Regions from separate parts of the Mus musculus genome. Here region 2 is linked to region 1. A link is a loop called in an ENCODE intact Hi-C map of the cell type or tissue named here. Cell type or tissue: gastrocnemius. All regions are shown on one strand. Each heading gives the region's core, and the rest is flanking DNA. Links, peaks and the distances in the headings are about the cores only. Region 1 has its middle 13 kb from the start of Gas7. Region 2 overlaps Gas7 (growth arrest specific 7).

Evidence for each region. Peaks named below come from ENCODE experiments on the same cell type or tissue, not always from the same donor. Only the 100,000 strongest peaks of a DNase experiment are listed, where the experiment ranks them.
Region 2: a loop joins it to region 1, with 2.1 times the contacts of the local background. A loop is called at or near these places in 2 of 42 quality-filtered maps.

Annotation. Positions count from the first base shown.
Region 1 is chr11:67,567,779-67,579,304 of GRCm38, reverse strand. It overlaps a transcript of Gas7 not described here. Among named protein-coding and RNA genes, the nearest start is that of Gas7, 13 kb to the left of the region's middle. In gastrocnemius, for the core only: a CTCF peak has its summit at 4,750 (motif pointing left); no DNase peak of the experiment used is centred there; H3K4me3 peaks cover 596 bases; H3K27ac peaks cover 3,236 bases.
Region 2 is chr11:67,622,755-67,634,280 of GRCm38, reverse strand. It overlaps Gas7 (growth arrest specific 7), which reads right to left. Exons shown (of 14, transcript NM_001109657.3): 3 at 4,591-4,671. Among named protein-coding and RNA genes, the nearest start is that of Gas7, 42 kb to the right of the region's middle. In gastrocnemius, for the core only: no CTCF peak of the experiment used is centred there; no DNase peak of the experiment used is centred there.

The DNA of each region.
Region 1 (11,526 bases), core at 2,404-7,403:
CTCTGAAAGGGGAACAGAAAGTGTGGAAAAACACAGCTGAGATCAAAGAGGTAGCCTAAAGATGGAAATGGATGAGTTGGGACCTCACAACCGGAACCTGCTCACTCAAATCCACTTCTGTGGAGCGCTGGAGAAGTGCCAATATCAGACTATAACTCTTGAAACTAGGCCGATACTTGGGATCTCGGGAGGTAGAGGCAGGGGGATTAGAAATCCAGAGTAATCTTCAGCTACACTGTGAGTTCAGTAGCCCTGTTGTCTCCAAAAAAAGACAAAGAACAAGCAAAAGAATTAGCAGGATGGTGACCGTTGTTCAGTGGTAGAGCTCCTGCCTGGCAGGCACTGTCCTGAGCTTGTACCCCAGGACATTTAAGCTGGGAATGGTGGCACACACCTATAAACCCAGTACTCAGCCAATAATCCCAGCACTCAGGAGGTGGATGCATACGAATCAAAAATCCAAGGTCATCTTTAAGTATATTGAAAGTTAAATTATGTTTTTTTTTCCAATCTGCAAATGGGAGCCTCTTTCCCAAAATTTTGCAATCACAGACATACCCAGTGAGCTGTGCTAACACCTCATGCATGACAGAAACAGGAAGGCTTGTTTTAGGCACGCAAGGGAAGGCACTACCCATTTAACCTCCAGGCACTGAGAGATAAATCTACCTCAGGAAGGTGATAATGATGAAGTCTCAACTCAAGTGTGAGTCACTTCTTGTTCTGTGTAGCGAGTGAGCTGTGCTGTGTGGCAGATTTTCCACCTCAGGGATAACTCCCTTGCCTTGACTCTTTACAGCCTCCCTTAACTGATCCGTCTCAGAGGCCATACTTTAATACTTTAATGATCACTTGATTCCATCTTGCCGTTTTTACAGATGAGAAAATTGAGGACCAGAGACTAGGAATGGACACCATGCCTTCTCGGTCTCAGGAGAGAGCATCCTCTGGCTGCCCTGAACTTTGATGTGAATGTTCCAATCTCACGAGGCTACAGAATGAGCTGTGGTTAGCAAAGGCAGCCAAAACCCCATTAGGACCTTAGCACTCCTCAGGGAAAGGTGACACTGACAGCCACTTCCCATTTGTTTGTGGCCAAAGAGCCCTGTGGAGGAAGAGGCCTAGGGAGGAAACATCTGTGCACACAGAGTGAAGTCATGACCTCACTTGATTTTCCTTTTTGCGAATCCTCTTCAGTCTATTTTCCCTATCCTTAAAATACAAAGCTCTAGCCAAACAAGAGGGCCTGGAAGATTCCAGGGGCTTCTGGAAAGAACAACCTACGAAAAATTCCAACATAAGGTGTTCATGACTGCATTGGGCTTGGGGAAGGAGTACAAACCAAGAAGTCCCACAAAACACTCACCAGCCCTCAGATATTTGCCTGCCCCAAACCCAGCTCCCGCTCTCCAGCAAATCACAGAAAAAACAAACACTAGCGTTCCAATCACATTCTACTAATAGCATAAGCTTAGAAAACCCCATGTGAAACTGTCTTTTTCTCCCCAGCACATAATAATGAGAAAACAAGCCAGCATGGTGGCACAGGGTAGACCCAGCACTCAGAAAGCTGAGACCCTAAGGTCATGAGTCTGAGGCCGTCCTGGACTATGAATAGTAAATCTCTCTGTCCTCGAGAAGTTTCAGATTCAGTCAGAGGGCAGAAACTCTGACAGAAAAGGATTTGCTTTGCAATGCTTCCCACCACCTGTTAGGTCTCTGGATGAACCCATGCGAGCTTCCATCAGATGAGGGAACTGAGGCTCGCTTCATGGTGCTATCCAGACCAACCCAACAGGCTATGTGGAATGCCCCAGAGCAATACTGCCCAACCTTCCTGACACTGAGCAGGCTGACAGAAGGAGCAGGAGGAAAGACACAGAAATGACAAGACTGGAATTCAGCGGCACATCAGCATCTGACTCTCGTGGGTACAGGGACATCCCAAACAGCTGTTGGGCTGAGCCCTCTTGATTTTTTCCTTTTGCAAATCCTCATCCAACTATTTTTCAGCACCAAGACTCAAAGCTCTAGCCAGACAAGACAACCGGAAGACAGAGATTTCCAGCACAAGGTATGCACAGACCATTCCAGGACCTATAGACTATTATGCAAGGCCCTACCACCCTTCCTGAAATGACCCATGCAGGCATTTTTCTCCAAGGCGACAGAATGAATGAAGGGATGCAGGAATCAAAGTTCCCCATCTCCCATTTTCCCCCCTTGGATATCTTCAATCAATTCTACCGCCTGTACTTTGCCATGAGATCCTATGTTTGTTGCCGCTAGCTGCTGCACTGTTAGAGGCCAGGAAACTTGACATATACTAGCTTATTTGACTCCTATAGAAACCTTAGGGGAATTGCTTCTTATTTTCATTTCACAGTGTGCTTTCAACTTGGTGTTCTGTCTCCTGACCTAGTGTTGATTCCTCCTCACTCAAGGCTGCCTCTGAGTCTATGTATTGAACCTCTGCTACCTCCCAAGGTAAACACCCTAGTTTGAAGAGGAAGCCAGGCAGCCAGCTCCCTCATTATCCACTTGACCCAGGGAAGGCAATGGTGACTGCTAGTAGGAGCCTTGTTAACTGGGGAGAGGGGAAGCAGCAGGGGGAAGTGGATTGTTAAGTGGGTAAGTAAGAAAATAACAGCATATACATTCTCACCACAAAGAACTCTTACCAGCATCCAGGGGTGAACCCGGACTCCCAGAAGGCCACTGAGTGCTAAGTGGTTGCAAGCAGTTTTGCTTGGGACCTGACAACAAGGAGCTCTAACCGGTAGCTTCTACTCATTGACCAAAGCAAGAGGCAGAGGCAGAGGCAGAGGCAGCTAGAGACTAGGCTCCCACACTAACTCTCTAATCAGGGTAGCCTCCTCCCCTCTGCACTGAATTCTGCAAGCCTAGAAGGGGACTGTCTCCTGGGAGGTGTGCTCCACCCTGCTTAACTTCTCCAGTCATTGTTCCTCTGGTTTGAGTGACCTGGGATGAGCACTTGTCTGCCACTTCCTGGCACAAAAAGTGTTCTATTCAAATTGGTCTCCAAACACGGATGTGCATGAGAAATGCATGAGCCTGAGATGGAGCTGGGCGGACGGAATGCCTGCGTAGACATGAAGACTTAGGCTTAATTCTTAGAGCTCATAAACTGGGCATGGTAAAGCATAGTGATATCCATGTAGTCCCAGCACTCAGGAGGTAGGGACAGACAGAACAAGAAGTTCAAGTTGATCCCTAGTTCACAGGCGAGGATGGACTACATGAAGCCCTATGTGTATGGGGGGGGGGGAAGCAGGGTAGGAGGCAGGGGGCAGCAGGCAAGATAAATAGGCTTCTTCTTTCCAGACTCTGAACAATACTTGTCAACTTATCTGGCATGTTGACCTCATTTTTTTTCCTGGAATGGCCTGTGTACCAAAAACAAGGGTAGACGAGAAAGAAAAAATTCTAATAATCTAGAAGGTGGAGACTGCAGTGCCCATGTGACAGTCTATTTACAACGGGAGGGCTTTTAGATACTTAATCCCCACCCCAGTTCTCCAAAGCACACAGAAAAGAAATGGGCCGGGGAGACAAGGCCATTGGTGTCTGGGAGGCAAACTTCTCAAGGGCCTTGGGTACACCATTGGGAAAGGCTCACATAGACTGTCTACTGAAGCAATCAAAGCCCTTAGCCAGAGAGATGGCTGGTGATTGTGAAATCTTATCTGATTTTCCAGTATGAGACTTAAAATCAACCTGTGGTTGATGCTTGCCTAGATGTTATAAAGAGCTGACAGAGTACGAGGCAGAGGTGGTGCACACCTTTCGTCCCAGCACTTAGGAAGGAAGAGGCAACACAGATCTCTATAAGTTTGAAGCCAGCCTGGTCTACAGAGATAAGTCCAGAACGGCCAGGACTATACAAGGAAATCCTGTCTTGCAACCCCCCAACTTTACAAAAAATACTATCATATTTTCATCTAAAGACCTTCCAGCTCCTCTGAATGCTTGGCTACCCTTGATCAGCCTGATAATCCCACCTGGTCCTTCAGAATGAGACATGGTTCTCTAGCTGTGTTACTAGGGCTACACACTGCTGGGCCTATGGGAAGGCACCCAAGTAACTGTCTTTAAGGTAAGCTGGAGATGCCAATTGTGTTTGGTTTTTGTTGTTGTTGTTTGTTTGTTTTTTAAGTTGGAATATACTCCTAAGAGTTTTCATATTAGAGATTTAATACCCAACACAAGAATGTTGAGAGTTGGGACCTTTAAGTGCTAATTAGGTTGTGAGGGCCCAGCCTTCAGGAATAGATTAATGTTGCTATCAGGAGTGGGTTAGTTACCGCTTGTTAACAAAACAGGGCTGGCCTCTTCATATGTATCACTCTTAGAGATATTGCCTTTCTGCCTTCTGCTATGGGAGGACGCCCTAAGAAGTCTCGAAACAGAAGGTACTGCCATGGTTTTGGATTCCCCCAACCCACAACTATGTATCAAGTACATTTCTAGTCTTTGTAACTTACTTACTCTCTGCTGTATCAGAGAGACACAAAGCAGACTAAGACATCCAGCAGCATTACATCAATGAATCTACAGGTAGAAGTGTGGAATCCTCACTCTGTTGTCATCCAAAAAGGGATTGAGGGGCTGGCTGGATGGCTCAGCCGTTAAGAGCACATACTGCTCTTGCAGAGGATTTGAGTTCCATTCCTCGAACCCACATTAGGCGGCCCACAAATACTTGTAACTCATGCTCCTTGGGATCTGACACCCTCTTCTGGCCTCCAAGGGGCAACTGCAGTCAACTGCACAGTCCCATTATGGACAGGTGCCATCAATCCTTGCTGTGGATATGTGTGTGAAATATAAGACTATACATACTGGCCTCAAGAATGGTTATCGGCAGAGGTGGTGGGAACTTGAGGCAAATTGGAAAGCACACTGGAGATAGAGTCAGCTGCCGCATGTCAGAGCCCCACTGGACAGCAGGCTGGGTGTAACCGCAGTGTGCTCTCTCAGTTTTGAGAGAGAAGCTGAAATTCTGAATTTTTGTGTGTGAGAAGTGCTGATTTTAAGATGTTGGTGACCAGCTCAAAAGTATTTAAAAGAAACACTCTCTCTCTCTCTCTCTCTCTCTCTCTCTCTCTCTCTCTCTCTCTCTCTCTCTCTCTCTGTGTGTGTGTGTATATATGTGTGTGTGATGGGAAACAAAAATCAAAATTACAATAAAGTAGTAAATCTCACTATTCTGCCCTTGATTTTGCCCACTGGCCACCAGCTGTGCTTGCTGCTTTTATCTGTTGGCCATCTGCATACCCTGTCATTTGAAGATATGCTTTTGGTTTTAAAGAGCTGAGTACCACTTTCCTCAGGCTGCCCATGCAGGACCTCTTACCACTGATCCTAGTGGGTGCAGCTGAATGCTAGTTTCTGGGCTATCAGTGGGGCAGTTTCTAAGAACTGCACATATGTGACCAGCTTCCTGCCCAGCCCTGAGTCTTGCTCCCAAGCCTGGTCTAACCTTTCCCCTGTGGGAAGCACAGACACATTTTCTTGGGCCAAAGAGACCCTGGAAGATCTGTCCTGCTTTCAGCAAGGTAGGTGTGTGAGGATGCCAAAATAGGATAGGTGTACTAGCCTGGCATAGCAGCCTGTGTGAGGGCAGATGCATGAAATATGACAGTCACCATAAGACCAGAAAGTCACATGAGGGGAAAGAGAAAGCCAGCACTGGGGGACATAAGTCTAACGGGAGGGAGGTTGGATTGGACTCTCCCAGGAGGAATGGGGAATTGTCTCCTGCAGGCCTTAAGGACACAGGATGAGTGTTCCAGGGTCTAGAGTATCAGTGACAGAAATCTCCACGGGCTTGGGTCACAAGGTATCTTGCCTGAGGATATTGTCTGGAGCAGCCCTGGGGGACCTGGGCACTGCAGGTGTTATTATTCTTGCTTGCAGGGCTAAGAGAACAGACAACTATATTCCTATCACCAGACCAGCCATCTCCCAGCTGGGCAGCTTGACCCTGTTTGTGCTTCTACACAGGCTTCTCCAAATGGTGCTGCACATGGATCCTACCCAAGCTTGCCCTTCTCCCTCCTGGGGAGCCAGAGTTTCACTGGAAAGGGAATCCACAGCCATTTTGGAGGGATCCTGGGCTCATTTTGGTCACTCTTCCACTTAAGGCCAGCAGCATCCAAACTTTTGTTTCTTTTGAAAGTGCTAAGTGACAAAAAATTCATATTTCCCTTCATGAACTAAAATATACACTGACTCTTGCTATGCACAAGTACAAGGACATTTTGTTTTTCAGGCTAGACACTGACTAACAGGCAACATGTGGCTTGGGACTCAAGGCTCAAGATTCACTGATCCCCAGATACAATCTCCCTTTATTGAATTATTTTCCTTGAGAGCTAGGTGGGGTAGTGACCTCATCAGGACTGTGACCAGCACTTGGGAGACAGAGACAGGAGAAATGTAGATTCCAGTCTGACTTATATTTTGAAATACTGTAAGAAAGAAAGGGGGAGAGAGGGGAAGGGAGATACAGGGAGGGAAAGGAGGAGGGAGATGGGAAGGGAATATAGGGGTGAGATTGCAGGCAGGGTGCAGTAGCATGCACCTGAAGCTCTTCCATGTATTCAGTGGGCTAAGGCAGGAAGATCACTTAAGTTCTAGAGTATAAGAGCAGCCTGAGCAAAATGAGAGCCAATCTCACACAAAGCAACGGAAGCTCTTCCATGTATTCAGTGGGCTGAGGCAGGAAGATCACTTAAGTTCTAGAGTATAAGAGCAGCCTGAGCAAAATGAGAGCCAATCTCACACAAAGCAACGGAACGAATGGGATCGATGTCTTCAGACCTAGACCTTTGAGATATTTGCTTGTGTCTGATATTATGGGACAGGGCACCAAAAGGCGATACTCTAGCCGTGCCACTGCCCTGTGTGCTGCATCATACTAAAGAGAGAGGAGATCCAAGGAGAGCTCTGGCTCAGCCAGTATCCTCCCATGTCAGCTACTGGAGAATAGGATTGCAGCCTGACACTTGTGGATGCCTGAGGTTTGCAAAGCATGCTGTCCTCAGACCCGTCACACATCCCAATTACATCCTAGCTCTGTCCTCCATGGGGTCACCCCTACTGTGACCCAACTCACTGAAAAGCCATGGGAAGATGTTCAACACTTTCTGTGTGTCCCTAGGGAAATGAAGCCTCAGAAAAATTTGTCCATGGCAAAACTGTCCCACGTAGAAAGTGCATGAATCCATATAAATACAAGTTTTCTGCACTTGAACTTCATGCCTTGTCTCAAAGGCTGTCTTCTGGATCTCATTATACAACCGTGTGCTCATTATGTTTCCCCAAGTCGAGCAGAGAAAGGCATATTCCTGACTGTATTTCCCTTTTGCAGCTCCCCTGACTGATGTGTGCGCTCCATACGCTGCCCTGACCTCAGGGCAGAAAGCTCACAATGTGACTCTGAAGAATCAGAGGGTCCGCACAGAACTCCGACTTTCCTGCCCCACTTGCTGTGTGACCTGTGCCGGAACATGTCACCTCTCTATTCTCTCAAATGGGGGAATGATACCAGTTGCTTCCCAACAATCTTTTCAGGCTTCCCCTGAGTACTCCACCGCACCAGTGAGAGCCTCGAAAGACTGGCCACATGATGGAATGAAGAAATAAAAAGAAGATTCAAATCAGAGAATGGAAATAAATCCATAGAAGCCAGTAACACTTCCATCTCAGGTACCTATCCTATCTGAGTGACTTCCTTTGCGTTTTGGAACCTTGGTCACCGTGCAACCCAGACTTCCTAAAGTCATAAGGACCAGAGAAAGCAGAGAATCACCAAAGTCCATCCGAAACAGAGTCCACTCCTAGCTCCGGTCAGCAGCTGTACCTGCTCCTCCTAGCCTGGGGCATCTGTTTGAAGAATGACTGAAGAAGTGCCAGGATTCCCACTCACCTCAATCCAGCAGTCGGTCCTCATACACATCTGACAGGCTGGTCATTTTCTGCCACAGTCCCCATAGCCACGATTTCCCCGTGGCATCCGCTAATTCAGTGTGCAAAGCAGCATTTATATATAGAAAGTTGCAACCACGCAGGTTAGCATTAAAATAGAGCCTTTGACGTTGCCATGGCAACCAAACAAATGATATTCAAAATGAAAGAGAAGTATTCTGCAATCGGAAAAGCATGTCCACAGCCTTCCAGGACAGCTGGGCTCCTTCCCTCGAGAGGGGTGGGACAGCCTCCAGAGAAGAATTCTGTTCTTAGGAATCTCCTTCTCCATTAAGTCACCCACTCTGGTGTCAGCTGAGGCCTTGCTGGCTGCACAGGTTCCTTCCTAAAGCCAGCTCCCACCTGGGGTAGACAGACAGACCTGAAGCCAAGCAGCGAGGCTGCTTAAGTATCTCGCCCAGGTATATCAGACTGCAAATTCTCAGTCCATTAAGCTCCATAGAGAAGAAGCCTGTGTGTTATTACTCAGGATGCTTCTAGAAACAAAGGTGCCCTTCTGCCGCTGTCTGCCTTAAGCAGAATCAAGAGGCCACCTGCCAGCTGAATGACATTTGTCAAGATACTCTATCCCCTGGAACCTCCAGTTTAAAATATTAAGTGTGTACATAGTAGAGGGGAGCAACCTACAGCCTTCTACCCCTGATTCTGGGATGTGTATCTTTCCCTCTTGTTTAATATTCCTCTTGGACATAACGGAAGCCCCACTGAAACACAGAAGTTCTTGGTTCCTACACTTCAAGCATGGGTCATGGGATGACCTCCCACCGTTTAAGCCGCCCAACCACTGAGAATGCATACCGCCTCCAGATAGAAGGGTCCTAGGTGAAGCCGGTGCCTTGACAGGTCTCTGAGACTTTTTGAGACTCATTCTGAAGTCAAGTGTGATCTGGAAAGGCTTGAATAAAGAAGATTGTTGGTTCCAAGGGTTGATGCAGGTTACAGAGTACCAGGAACCGTACTGGAGGCTAATGGGAGTTGCTTTGGTCTTGCCTTTGAAAGAAACAGTGGAACCCCAGACCTTTTTTGCATCTCAACCATAGGCCTCATGCTGACTGAACACAGTCTCCACATGCTAAGAAGCTGGGTCAAAGGTCACACAGTGTGCTGTTCCATTCATGTGACATTCTCAGATAAAGCCAAGAGGTTGGGGAAGGTGCCAGGGCTTTAGATGGTGGAGGTATGTATGAAAAAGGCATGCAGAAAGAAAAAAAAATAGGTAAGATCTTACTATGTAGCCTTGGCTGACCTAGAATTTGATATATAGACTAGGCTGGCCTGAAGCTTTCAGGAGGGACATTTTGGAAGTGATGGAGTTTCTACATCCTGGCTATTGGGGTAGCTATATGAATCTATATGTGTTAAAATTTTTTAGGACTATATGTCAAAAAGTTCACGTTTATTATATGATAGCTGAAAATATTATTTTCACCTTGGGGTAAAATAAATAAATAAATGACAGTTGGTAACCTACAGTATTCAGCTCTAAGAAGGGGTCTTCACCCCTAAGCAGGTAACCCATGTTCACATGTGTTATCTGTGTTGTTTTTCATCTGATATACACTATTTTGATTCTGGAATAACAGTCTAAAGTATGTTTCACCAGCAGCACCATTACCTCACTGAGGAATCTACTAGAAAATGCAGGCTCTGGGACCCCTCAGACTTCCTAAAGCAGAGACTCCCAAGTGGGGTCCGTATCTGTATAACCACGGGGGCATGTGGTTCAAGTGCATGCTGATAATTGCTGACCTCAGTGCAGCAGCTGGAATCAACCAGACAAGCCAGCAATGGAATCGTCAAGTCAGGTCACTCTGCAAACCCTCATCTGCTCCAGATACGGCCAGCTGCTACCCAACAAAGCAAAGCAAAGCCTATAGCTCACATGTGACCACCTGGAAGAAGCAAGAGATACAGGGATGCTTGGCACTAAGCACACCTGTGGCCTAAGCTGAGACCCAAAGAGAAGCCCTCCGATATGCAGATCTACTTCAAGGTCCAAAATCTCTTCCCATTAGACCCAGCCTGGGGTTCTGGACCAGAATCAGGACCAACTTCATTCATTTATCTTCCTCCCTGGACTCCTGGAGACTGCCCCCTCAAATCAAACGTGAGCCTTGTGGTTACCCCCTGGATTCTGGAAGAGCACAGCTTCCCACCTTCCCCAGAACAAATTCCAAGGCACTTCGAGTGGTTGTTGGCTCCAAAGCCACGCCAAGCTGATGGCCAAAAGGATTAAATCAGAACCATATGGATTTCATATTCAACGAAATAAACAGAATTACAGCACAGGGTTGGGCCCAAGAAACCAGGGGCTATGTCCCTGGCCCAGAGCCCAGGCTTGGTGGCCTGCAGCACAGGCTGGGCTCCCTGGCCTCTCCTCCCCACCTATGACTCCCACAAACTGTCCCAAGGGCACCCTGCCTGTTCTCTGGCTCTCCTTGCCGAGGTCCTGACTCCAATCCTGCTGTGACTGACATTTCAGTGTTTTATTGAGGTTTTTATATATATTCTCTTTTATAGCATAGCTAAAGACAGTTTGGCTTCTTTTCTAGTTCCATCAAAAGATGTACAAGCCCAGACAGGAATGTCATCCTTGATGACATAGAGTTATAGTCCCAGAAGCACAGAGTTGGGAGTGGGGTCAGCTTTGGCACCCACCCTCTTTCCCTCCTCATAGAATTAGCTGAACTGGGTGGGGACACCCATTTTCCCCCAGTCTCCTTGAATGGTACACAGAGAACTCCTTCCTCTCCATTTTTAGGGAAATAATACAGCACTCTGGGTAGCTAGCATTTCTGAACCAGGGTAGTTCTACCCACCTCCTCAGGTGCATGTAGACATTTATTAGTTGTCACAGTGGTGCTGGCTGGGTTAACTCCCAGGGCTGCTACAGCAGTCTCCATGTGTCCTGGGACAACACTCTTCTAGCCCCTGTGAGGCTCATAGGTCAAGGTCATAGACTGTGCTCCCCCTGGGGGCTATCTTGCCTTTTCCTGCTTCTGAATGATGCCCAGTCCTTGGCCAGGGCCTTTCTTGCATTTTCAAAGCCATCCATGGCAGATTACACCCTGTTCACACTGTCGTCTCTGCTCCACATCTAAGGGCCCCAATGGTCATGCTGAGCCCGACCGAGTGATCTATGGCCAGTTCAAGGCCAGTTGATCTGCAACTGTAATTCCACCCACAGCATGAGTCCTTCTTATGTAACCCACAACATACAAGTGCCCATGGGAATGGAAACTATGGTGCCTGACACCGGAGGGTGTTTGGCTTTGCTGCTAAAACACCCTACAACATCACTAGGTACGGTGGTATAAGCATGCACTCCTTGGGGGATTTAGGCAGGAGAATATTGAGTTGGAGGCTAGCATCAACTGTCCTGGGAAAAACAAGCAAACAAACAAACAAACAAACAAAACCACCACCACCAAAACCCGACAAACAATCTATCAACACAGATAGACTCTATCCCTAGTATCAACACACCAAGGCTTATAAACACTAGTGCAGCCT
Region 2 (11,526 bases), core at 4,452-9,451, 53 kb before region 1:
CCATTTTTCTCCCCCGTGCCTGATACGATTTCTGTCTCCACAAACCAATACTTCCACAAAGTGTGCTACACCAGCCCAGAGAGGGACTTTAATGTTATGTTACCAGCAGTTACTGAAAGGCTCTCAGGAGCTCTGTTGTGGCTTGAATGGCTTTTCATTTAGAAAGTCTGGCAGCAGGCAACCCTCGTGAAACCACCGAATCCACAGAGCCTCATAACTCTGGTGACATTAAAAGAGGCAATGTGGGCCAGGTCCCTGGTTCAGTAGTCACTGTAAATATCACCTAAGATTTAAAAAAGAAGACTGTTCTGAGGGCTCAGGTTTCTATGTAGAGCTCTCCTCCCCAGATGGGAACCTGGCTGTTTTTGCTAATAGTGAGAGCCTTATCCACAGAAGGCAAGAGGGCCCCTGGAATGAGGACTGAGCTTCCCCACCCATACCCCTCCACCCCTGTGCAGCTTGGTGAGGTTAATCTGTGGTTTCCCGGCATTGTTCAGTGTCCCATGATTTTCTTCAAGAGGGACCAGAGGGATGTCTGTGGTCTGTGGTCAGGAAATGTGCCTGGGTTTTCTATATTGCCCTTAACACATACACAGACACACACACACACACACACACACACACACACACACACACACACACACACACAGAGAGAGAGAGAGAGAGACACAGACACAGACACACACACACATGCATGTGCACTTGCATGCGCATAGGCAAGACACACAAGACACACACACACACACACACATACAGACACACACAGACAAAGAGACACACACATAGACATACATACAGACACATAGACACACATACATAGACACAGGTACACACAAAGATACACTATATATATACATATATGTATATATACACACACACACACATAGACATAGGCACAGAGATACACACACACAGTGACACACACACACACACACAGTGACACACACACACACACACACACACACACACACACACACACACACATGATGTAAAACCTTACCACTCCTAACAGAGAGCCGGGTATTTGTGTGGCTTGGCAGCTGTTCGCACCTCTCCACCTCCACAGGCCACATGAGATCCAGTGTGTTCCTTTCTCAGCTCACCTGTCCCCAGCTCCCGCCTGTCCAGACCGCTGACACCTCCCTCAGCTGGCCCCTTTCTGTTCTCAAGTCCACTCACGAGACTGAGGCTGTTGCGGCCTTTGCACCTTTGACCTGCCTGTTCCTGGCCAGAGTCATTGCCTCTTCTACCCCTCCCCAACCCTCCCTCATCACTGTCCCCAAATCTTGTCCTAAATGTCACTTCTTTGACGAGGTCTTCTGATTCCCCAGCCACTGTCACAGTGCCCCACTTTCACTCCTTGTCAGAGCGTGCAGGGATTGCCTGGCCTATTTCCTTTGTGCTTATTTGTCCAAGTGCCCCAGGATGTCTGTTCTTGGGAGTGGGGAACAGTGGCATACTCGGGGATAAATGTGGTTGACGGAGTCCACGAGATGGCTCAGCCAGTAAGTGTACTTGCTGGGCAAGCTGGCAATCTTAGTATGATACCTGGATGCATAGGGAAAGGACAGAACCAACTCCCCAAAGTTGTTCTCTGACCTCTGATATTGTGACACACACACTGGCACTCACATTACACACATACTACTACTACTACTACTACTACTACTATTTTAAAAATTAAAGAAATTAATATACTACCACAGTGACTTTCACAGAAACAAACGAAACAGAAAGCACTGAGACCTGGCCCTGATGGATCTTCATGACAGGAGGGTTTGGTGTATCTCTGAAGCAACCTTAGGTCCTTACTGTGTCTGTTTCTCTTCCCACAACAGTACTCAATCTCTGTGAAACTAAATGAGAAAAAGCGCTAGGGAAAAAAATCTTGTGACCCCCCCCCCCTACAGAGAAATAGAGTGGCCACCATTTCATTCTTTATTTATTAGATTTAGATTCAAACATACGTAAAGAAGATGATAGCATATGCCAGACCCTATTTTCACTGGAATGGTCCAGGAAGATGGAGGATGGAAGACAGAGGGAGGATGAAGAATGGATGGAGAGGATGGAAGAGGGATGGAGGGTAGATGAAGGAAGGAAGGGAGGAAAGTAAATGGAGGGAAGATGTTGGGAAGATGGAGGACAGAGGGTGAAAACAGAAGGTGGGAATGGGGACACAGAATGGGTGAAAGTCCGTGAAGGGAGAATGGTTGAATGGCAGCTGGAGAAGGGTGGAAAAGGAAGTATGATTGGGGAATATGGTGATGAAAGGAAGATGACGGATTGGAGGGTGGGAGATGGAGACAGGGAGAATGATGGCGGTGGCAGGTAGAGAATTATTCTGGTGAGCTTTAATTGCCAACGTGACGCAGCCTAGAGTCACCTGAGAGGGAAGCCTCCACTCAGGAACTGTATAGATCAGATTGACTTGATTAATGCTTGGTGCAGGAGAGCTGAGCCCACTGTGGGAGGCACCATCCTAGGCAGGTGGTCCAAGGTTGTTTAAGAAAGCTAGCTAATCGTGAGCCAGTGAGCAAGGCAGCGAGCGCTGTTCCTCCAAGGTTTCTGATTCAACTTCTTGTTTGCGTTCCCACCCTGACTTCCCTCAATGATAGTCTGTGACCTCTAAGCTGAAATAACCCTTTTCCTCCCTTAAATTACTTTTGATAGGAGTGTTTTATCACAGCAGCAGGACGAAATTAGAACAGGGATAGAAGGTAAGGTGGGAGGTGGAGAGCACATGTAGAGACAATAGTAGGAGGAAGGGTGGAGGGTCAGTGGATGGCTGAGTTATCTTTATGCTCCACATGATCAAAATCATGAAGCCAGGTCAGGCCTTCTCATGGTCCCTCTGGGTTACTAATACATGACTGATGAAAAAGAAGCCTGCTGGCAGAAGCAACATGGCTCGGACCCCAGGAAACAAATAATAATCTCACCAATTAAAGACTGCCCCTGATAGTAGACACACTTGGATTTTAAATAACGGGGCGGGGGGGAAGGCCTCACATTCAGTTGGGGTACACTCATCAGCATATGATATAGCTGATGTGCCCCACACTGAAATGGGTGGGAAACCAAAGAATGCAAGACATTCTTTCCTGTCCTCATGGCCCACAGACCCCCGAAAGACCAATATCCCTACTGTACGCAGTGCTAGATGGATGTTTTTATACCTCAGAACAGTTTCTGAACTCTCACTGTAGTCCTGTAAGGCCAGGAGTCTTTGCTCTAGGCCTCTCCTGTGCCCTTTAGGACATTTAGCAAGAGCTCTGGAATCTTCTTAGAAGATGCCTGTGAGTGCCTTTCCCTGGGACAGTCTTAGACCCTACCCAATTACCACTGGAGGGCAGAGCCTCTTGGAGTTGAGATCATACAGGCTGGCAAATACATGACATGCACTGAATGAACACAGTGGGAGTCCCTGTGAAGTGTGTGGGTGCATAAGGGTGACTTTCAGAACAGGGTGTGCCCACCAAACATCCAAAGAGAGCATGGCCATTAAGCTCCTTTGCCAGGGAACTGGTTGGGCAGAGACTCTATGGTCTTAGACTTGGGAAATGCCATGCTAAGTCGCTGAGGTGTGGGCAGCCACTGCCTAGGTCCCTCTGACCCTCTTCCCTATCTCCCTATCCTTCTTAACCCCCCCAGAGGCCCGGTACACTTGAAGCTGGGCCAAGAAGTGCTTTTGACATGCTTCTAGGTGATAGAGGGTCTATGACTCCTAGGCCTCTGCAGAGGTCCAAGTGCTCCATCTGCCACAGGTGACAGCAGAGGACTTTGATAATCCTGTGTGTGCTGAGTAGACTTTGAAGAGGCAACTGATGACTGAATTCATGCAACAATGAATCCAGGTTCTGTGTGGAGATGTAGAGACCAGAGTACTAGGAGACATTCAGGCCCTACCCCTCAGTACATCATGGGAGGAGAGCCTCAACAGAGAGAAGAATTAAGAATGTACTGATACAGATTGAGAGGTTGAGGACCCCAACCAGAGTGGCTGCTGGGAGGAGGGAATCACAGGAGAGATGATAAACTGTTTTCCCTGTTGCCAAGCCCTGTAACTCTTCAGAACATCTAAGTACTAGAACCTAAGACATTTCTGGATAATTAATTCTCATATACATATAGGGATGTATGTCTCAAACAAAGCCATTCAGCAGCCTCTACAGATAACGCGCATCCTAACAAACAAGCCCACTTCCTTTCCAGAACATTCTGTTCAAAATTTCCCCCGTAAAACTCGACCTCCTTTTAGCTTCAGCTCCTCGATGCAGATGTGAGCCATATGGAGGTGTTCTGCCCTGCATCTGGAAAGATCTCTGATCCCTGACTTTATCCAGTCAGATCTCATCCTAAGTACCCCAGTAGCCAAGAGTCTTAGGTACCCAGAGCTGCAGCTGGTCCTGCCAGGGCACGACCGCCATGTTGGGAAGCAGGCTTTAGGGACATAGTCTGGACCATCTCCAGGTCTGGTTCACAACATACCATAGCAGCTTTCAGGCCCCAGGACCCACAGTCTCAGCTTCCCAGTGAAGGTGGGTATACAGCCCTCCCACTTATCCCAAGCTGCTGAGTGGCTCTTACCTGTTGTAGGCAAAGAGCTCCTGTGAGGGCCAGGGCTGGCTGAAATCCCAGGAGAACTGCTGGGACGTTCCCAGGTGGTCTCTGTCAAAGGAGAAACAAGATCAATTGGAGAGTGCTGAGATGAAACCGAAATGTCACAGAGCAGAGTGAGCCAGAGGCAGTCACCTTCCTTAGAAGAAGGACACCAAAGGACCCCTTCCTTCCTTTCCTCAGCCTCATAGGAGTTTGCTTCTTGCCTATGTCCCTTACTCCCCAACCTCACCCCTCTTGGCAGAGCATCTCTTAACCAAGGCCCTTCTTTACATGGTGGGTCTGAAGAGGTAGCTTCTAGCTACAATCTTCTACCCTCCCCCATCACTCTTCTCTACCTCTGTTCCTAGGGCTCCCATTTCTAGTCCCAGAAGCCCCAGCTGTACAGCAGGCAGTTCTTCTCAAAGCCTATGGTAACCTCAAACCCCAGTGTTCAGAACAAAGAACCTGGGTCTGTAGAAAGTGAGTCCTCAGCCAGTGGGTGAGCCTCAGGCACCTCGGACTCTGCTGCACTCTCCTTAGTTAGGTCGTTTGTTTTTGATTTTAGAGTCACTGTCTCATCATGTAGCCAGAATGACTTGTGATTCTCCTATCTCAGTCCCCCAACCCCCCAAGTGCAGATGATAATCATGTGCCCCTATGTGCAGCCTGTTCTGTGTCTCGGTTGAACTACAGTTTTGAGTGGTCTTTCAGTATACCACAGTGTGTATTGTTTGCTGTCTTCTCCAGGGTTCCTTCCCATCACCCTCCCTGCTGACCCTTCTGCACAGGTATCTGCCTCAAATTTGTCTGAGGACTTGAGCCAGGACCTAGCACACATATTCCAGCCCTTGGATGGTCACAGGTTTGCACCCTGACATCTGTACTTTGTCCTTTAGCACAGCAGTCCTGACCGGTTCACTCCATCACAAATGGCTCCTTGCCAGCCAATAGGGCTGCACATTGTGACAGTCCATGGGCAACCCCCACCTGGTATGCTCCTCAGCTGTCTAGAGATAAACAGACTCCCATTCCACCTAAGCTCAGGGAAAGTCTCCAGAGAACCATGTCCCATTTGTTTGTGCTGCTGACTCCGTTCCTTTGGTGGCTGAGGCCACTGACCTTATTTTAGAAGGAGGAGCACCTCACATACTCACATCTCCAGCTGATGTACAGATTTTGCTATTTTAGCTTCTGGCCACCACAGGGTCCTACTTCCTACCCCTCATCCATTCATCCTTCTGGTACTTGCTAACCACAAGCTACTAACATGCAGGGAGAAATAAAGACATAGCCTGAGCAGCTATGCTTAGCCCCACCTCCAGGCAGGTGACAAGGTTGAGCCTGAGCAGCTGTGGGCCTTGCTGGCTCTTTTCTAGGAAGACTGTGAGGAGGGGCATTGCAACCCTGTGTGTGGGGGGGTCTCATATCAGATATCCTGCATAACAGGTATTTACATTTTGATTCATAACAGTGGCAAAATTACAGCTATGAAGTTGAAATGAAATAATAATGGACAGGGGTCACTATAACATGAAGAACTGAACTAAGGGGTTGTGTCATTCAGAAGGTTGGGAACCACTGGGCTAGGGTACCTTGTAGCTCAGGAGGCTGTTGCGAGTGTCTTGAAGCCCACAGAAAGAAGCTGGCCTGCAGGTAGGTACTTGCTCTCCAAGAGGTTCCTGGTCAGGTCCTTAGTCCTTCTGGTACCTCCCAGTCCCCTGTGAAAGCTCCAGCTGGGCTTCTGAAGGAACAGGGACTCTGACTGAAGCCACCGCCCAGCCTGTCTCCTGGCTTTGACAAGATCTAACCTATGTAAGACTTGAGGACAACTGCAAGCCTGGAGCAGTAACAGAACAGAGCCAGACTGTCTGGAGAGGCATCTGGAGAGAACACTAGAGCTTTGGCAGAGGAAGGATCACACCAACAGCAGGACCATGATGGGTGACACTACTCAGAGGGAGGAAGCCATGTCCAGGTCTTCTGTAAAGAAGACCCTATAATCTGCTTAGAGTGACTAGGCTCTCTGGCCTAGGTCAAGGAAGACTGAAGAAATGATTGAATCCAAAGAGCCCAGATCAAGGCTCTTGTGCCTTCTCTGGGCTTCCATTGCTAGGACCCTGAGTTGCTCCAAGGTGGCTGTTGTCACCAGGGCTAGGGATACTGTGTAAGTTGCAGTGAGCCATCCGCCAGAGACTCTTTTCCTACCAACGCACAGGTGGAGAGCAGTCCTGAAAGAACACACTTTCCTAATGGCAACCACTTCCTTCGGACCTTGTCCACTGTAACCAGGGCAGCCAGACATATGTAAACAGCTGGCCATGGGGAAAGCCAGCTCAGGGAGCCCGTTTACTCCTGTTCTATGCCAAGAGTCATGAATACTGTTCCCTCACAGAGGCTTACAGGGCCTCGCCTTCAGAGAACAAAATTTAGAAGAGAGCACAATTGAAAAGTTGAATGTTATTACGTTAAATTCAGCTTTCAACGTACCATACAATACTCCTTTATATTCAATAGTGTGTTTTTATTTTAATACAATAATGCTTAAACATTTAATGCTTAATACATTAATACAATAATGATTAAACAATTAAGACAATGAGAGAGGTGGGAACTATTATTTTGACATAGTGGACTCTAGACTTTTGGGCCCCCTGCTAAGATTAAGCCTGCCTGCATTGGAGCACACACGTCCACTATGGGTACTCCTGGATCTCTTTACTGGTCCTGAGCATTTGCTATGGGTCCATCAACAAGCCTTTGTGTCTTCAAGTAATCTCCACCCTTCCTTCCAATGGCTTAGCTCATCTTCAGGCCTACGTGGTGGCTTTCTTCTGCCCTCAAATGCTGCTGGCTAAATAATAGGTGATAGGCAGCAGGAGCAAGCTTCGAAGTCCTCTTCTGCCTACCTCTTTATTCCTTTCTCTTTCTTTAGTGGTCCTCCCCTTCCTGCTGCCTGTGACAAGGTCCCATGTAGCCTAGGTTGACCTTATACTTACTATGTAGCCAAGGATGACCTTGAATTTCTGATTATCCATCCTGTCTCTACCTCCCGAATGCTAAGATTTATTGACATGTTCCACCATGATCAATTTATGTAGTGCTGGGGCCCAATCCAGGGCTGGCTGTGTGGTAGGCAAACACTCTACCAACTGAGCCTCCTCCCAAGCCCCCTTCAGTGCTTCTTGCATTCTCTCTGCCCCTTATTTAGTGGTGATCCCAGCAGCATGTGACCAGGCGTAGGCAAATGGCAGTCTTAAGATCTTCCTTTCTAGCTCCTGCCCCTCCCTAGTCAGGAGTAGTGTCCCCAAGTTGCCCAGCTCCATGGTATTCCCCGGCATCAGGAATGTAAGTCATTCCAGGAGAGCTTCAGGAGCCCCAGTTTCCTGACCCAGAACATCTGTCTGCTGAGTGTCAGATGCTGGATCTGCAGTCACTGCTTCCTTGCAATGTGTGTTTGCAGCCCCAGGATGCAAGCCCAGCTCACTGGCCCTCAGAAAACAGCAGCAACTCCAGTCTCCTCCTCCTCTGCATCTAGGTATTCTGGACCCCTAGTTACTCAATGTCTTCTAGTTAGGAGTCTCTGGCTTTAAAATACCCAATGGCCTCTTGAAACGGAATGAGCCTTAAGCTCCAACCCCAGCCTCTAAGCAGGAGAGAACGTCCTCTCTTTGGACAGTTGCCTGTTCCTGGAGACATCCGACAGTGTGGTACCAAAGACCATCATCTCCCAATTGATCTATATCTATCTCTCTCTATATATAATGCATTATGTATTTATAATTATATAATATCCATTACATATTACATTATATAATATTATACATTATATAATATATTAACTATTATATATTACATATTATACATTATATATTATATATCATATATTATATATGGTGTGGGTAAATTTGCATGAATGAAAACTTTTCCTACAGAACTGGTGGGAGGAAGTTGTGCCAAGAGACGCATTATATTAGGCTTAATGTTGGTTCATGATAGAGATAATAAAGCAGGGGGATCGGGGAAGTGGGTAAAGCATTCGCTTGCAAGCATGAAAACTGGAGTTCAGAGCCCTAGGGCCCTGTGAGATGCCAGGGGGGCATGGTACCCTGTCTGTAATTTCATCCCCAGGGTGCCACACTGGAAGCTGGGTGGTTAAACCAGTCACATCGGCTAGTTCTAGGTTTGATTGCAGGACCCTGCCTCAGTGAGTCAGGTAGAAGAAAAATGATTCTCAATCTCAATGCTGAGCTTCCACATGCATGCACATATACACATGGACCCTTCCACACATATGTGTCCAAATATATGGAAAAAAAACATACACATATGTACATCACATGCACATCTGAAGAAAGAAAATGCAAAAAGGAAACAATGAGGGGGACAGATGATATTATTAGAAGGACACTATCACGTAAATAGGTGGCTGTGATGGCTAATCTCGATTGTCAACGTGACTGGGCTAACAGATGTCAACATGACTGGCCTACAGGACCTGTGGAGCACGTGTCTGAACATGCTTGTGAGGTTGATTTCAGTGAGGATTAGCTCACGGAAGCTCTGACTTAGTGAATGGCTTAATCCATTGATGAACTCATGCTATTCTTGGGAGGCGGTAGTAGGCAAGACGTGTGTGTGTGTGTTTCTGTGTGTGTGTGTGTGTGTGTATGTGTGTGTGTGTGTGTGATACTTGGATGAAGCAGGTCACTGGTATGCATCCTTGGTGGTTGTATCTTACCCTACCCACTCCCTGTGTTTCCTTCATTTGCTCCCTGTTGTTGCATATGCTATAGAATGCCCTGCCATGAGGGACAAACCCTTCCGACACCATGAGCCCAAACAAATCTTTCCTCCCCTGTGTAAATACAATGATCAAGGAAAACCTTCCAAGAAAGAGATGTTTTTTAAAAAAGACATGGGAGAGGTTCATTAGGTGTCTATTGCAAGTCTCTGGTTACTCCAAAATTGGCATCTGAAAACATGGTCTTTTTATGGTCTCACATGGTTTCAGAAGGTCACAACTTAGAAGTGGGTTTAGCATGGTGGCTCTAGTGCAGGGACTCCCAGACAATGATAGGAGAAGCCATGGCATCAGCAGCCAAGAGCATTGCTACTGAGCTGTGTATAAAATGGCAGCTAACTCACCCAGAGCAAGTGAGCCAAGGGAGAGCAAGGCAGAAGTCACACGTCTGCCCCATAACTCACAGTTTATCATGGCTGCCTGGTCCCATAGACCACTCTTGATAGAGTCTAGAAAAGGAAGGGACATGAGTAACATGGGTTGGGTGCACGGGGAGCCATTTTGTAAGTCACTTACCATGTCTGGGAAGAAACCAGCGCTTATCTGAGGGAAGAGAATTCCAGGCCCAAGGAACAAGAAGGAAGAAGGCCCTGAGACAAAAACATGCCTGCCATCTCCTAAGAGCAACAAGAAGAATGGAATGGCCAAAGAAGACATGGTGGGTGGAGTGGGAGGGGATTAAGGTCAGATGCAGTAGGGATGGGTTAGCTCAATATGGGAAAGGGTTTCTAAAGTATGGTCCATGGGGGTCTGGAACATCAGCATTGTCAGGAACATGTTAGAAATGCAGTTCTCAGGCCCTGTCCTAGACCTCCTGAGCCTAAATTGGGTGCCAGGTACCTGCATCATACACCCTCTGGGGGATTCCATGGTCTGTTCTGGATCTTACTAATCATTGCAAGGATGCTGGTTTTTATTCTGAATAGCGTGCTTTGAGCAATGAAGCAACATGATCTGACAACCACCTCTGAGCTGATCTCTTGGACTGGGCTACCACATGCGCTCTGCTGTCTCTCTCTATCCAGCCTGCCACTCCTATAGAGATTGAGGTAATCCTGGACTCTTCCCCAGCAACCTCTGAAGGAATACTAGAAACAGGGTGTCAACAGCAAGAATGCAGTAGACACCACCCCTGGACCTTAGCAGACAGCCATGGTGGCACCAGCTTTGACATCAAAGTGAAGGTACCACTGAGATAGTGAGTGTCTCTCTCAGCCAAAGTCAGGGGAATCAGGATATGTGGGAGAGTCTGATCCCAAGACCTTAGCTACAGACCTGGCCTCCTCATGCATGACTCTTGTGAGGGCGTGCAGATCATTCCTGAATCATCTGATGGCAACTCAATAAAGAGAGCATTCTTGGGTAGCTTCACTCTGATTGTTCCTGTGCCAGCTCACGGCAAAGCAGGTGTCAGGTCCTGCTAGCAGACCCTTAACAAACAGAACAACACAAATGCTTCTCTCTAGTATCACTCCCACTGGCCCCTTCCTGGAAAGAACTGCAGGACCAGCCCTGCCAAATCATGAGCCATGTCCCAGACATGTTTGAGAGAAGTATGTGTGATTCCATCTGCTGGGGGGCCTAGTACGTCCAAATGGATCCAAGAGGGTGCACAGAGTTCTGCAGTTTCTGACCTACAGTGAGCTTCAGAGGACAAGAACCCTGTCCAGAGCTTCGGTCCCCTCCTCTGCTTCCCTGCTCCCTCTCACATGCCAAGCCTCTGTCTCACCATACCCCACCTCTGTTTTCATCTCTTCATAGAACACATCTCCCAGAGAAAGAGCTGAGAAAGTATTCTTCCCACACCAGGAATAAAGATAAGCTAGGAAGATAAAGATTGAAGGTAATAGCTGCATGACTCAGAGACTCCTTTGCTGGTCGACACATCCATCTCTGAACTGTCCCTGGCTGAACAGTGGTCTGGAGATGGGCAGGACCTGCAGATCTACCCAAACAATGAGGAACCCCGAGAGCATTTAATGGGGGCTTGCCTGCCCCCTTGGGTGGAGGGGTAGTGATGGTTGACAGCAGTGTGGGAAAAGCATGTCTTGCTACCAAACCAACAGGTGTGTGCAGCCAACTGGCACTTCACAGCTAATAGGCCCTGAGTCTCCCTTGACAAA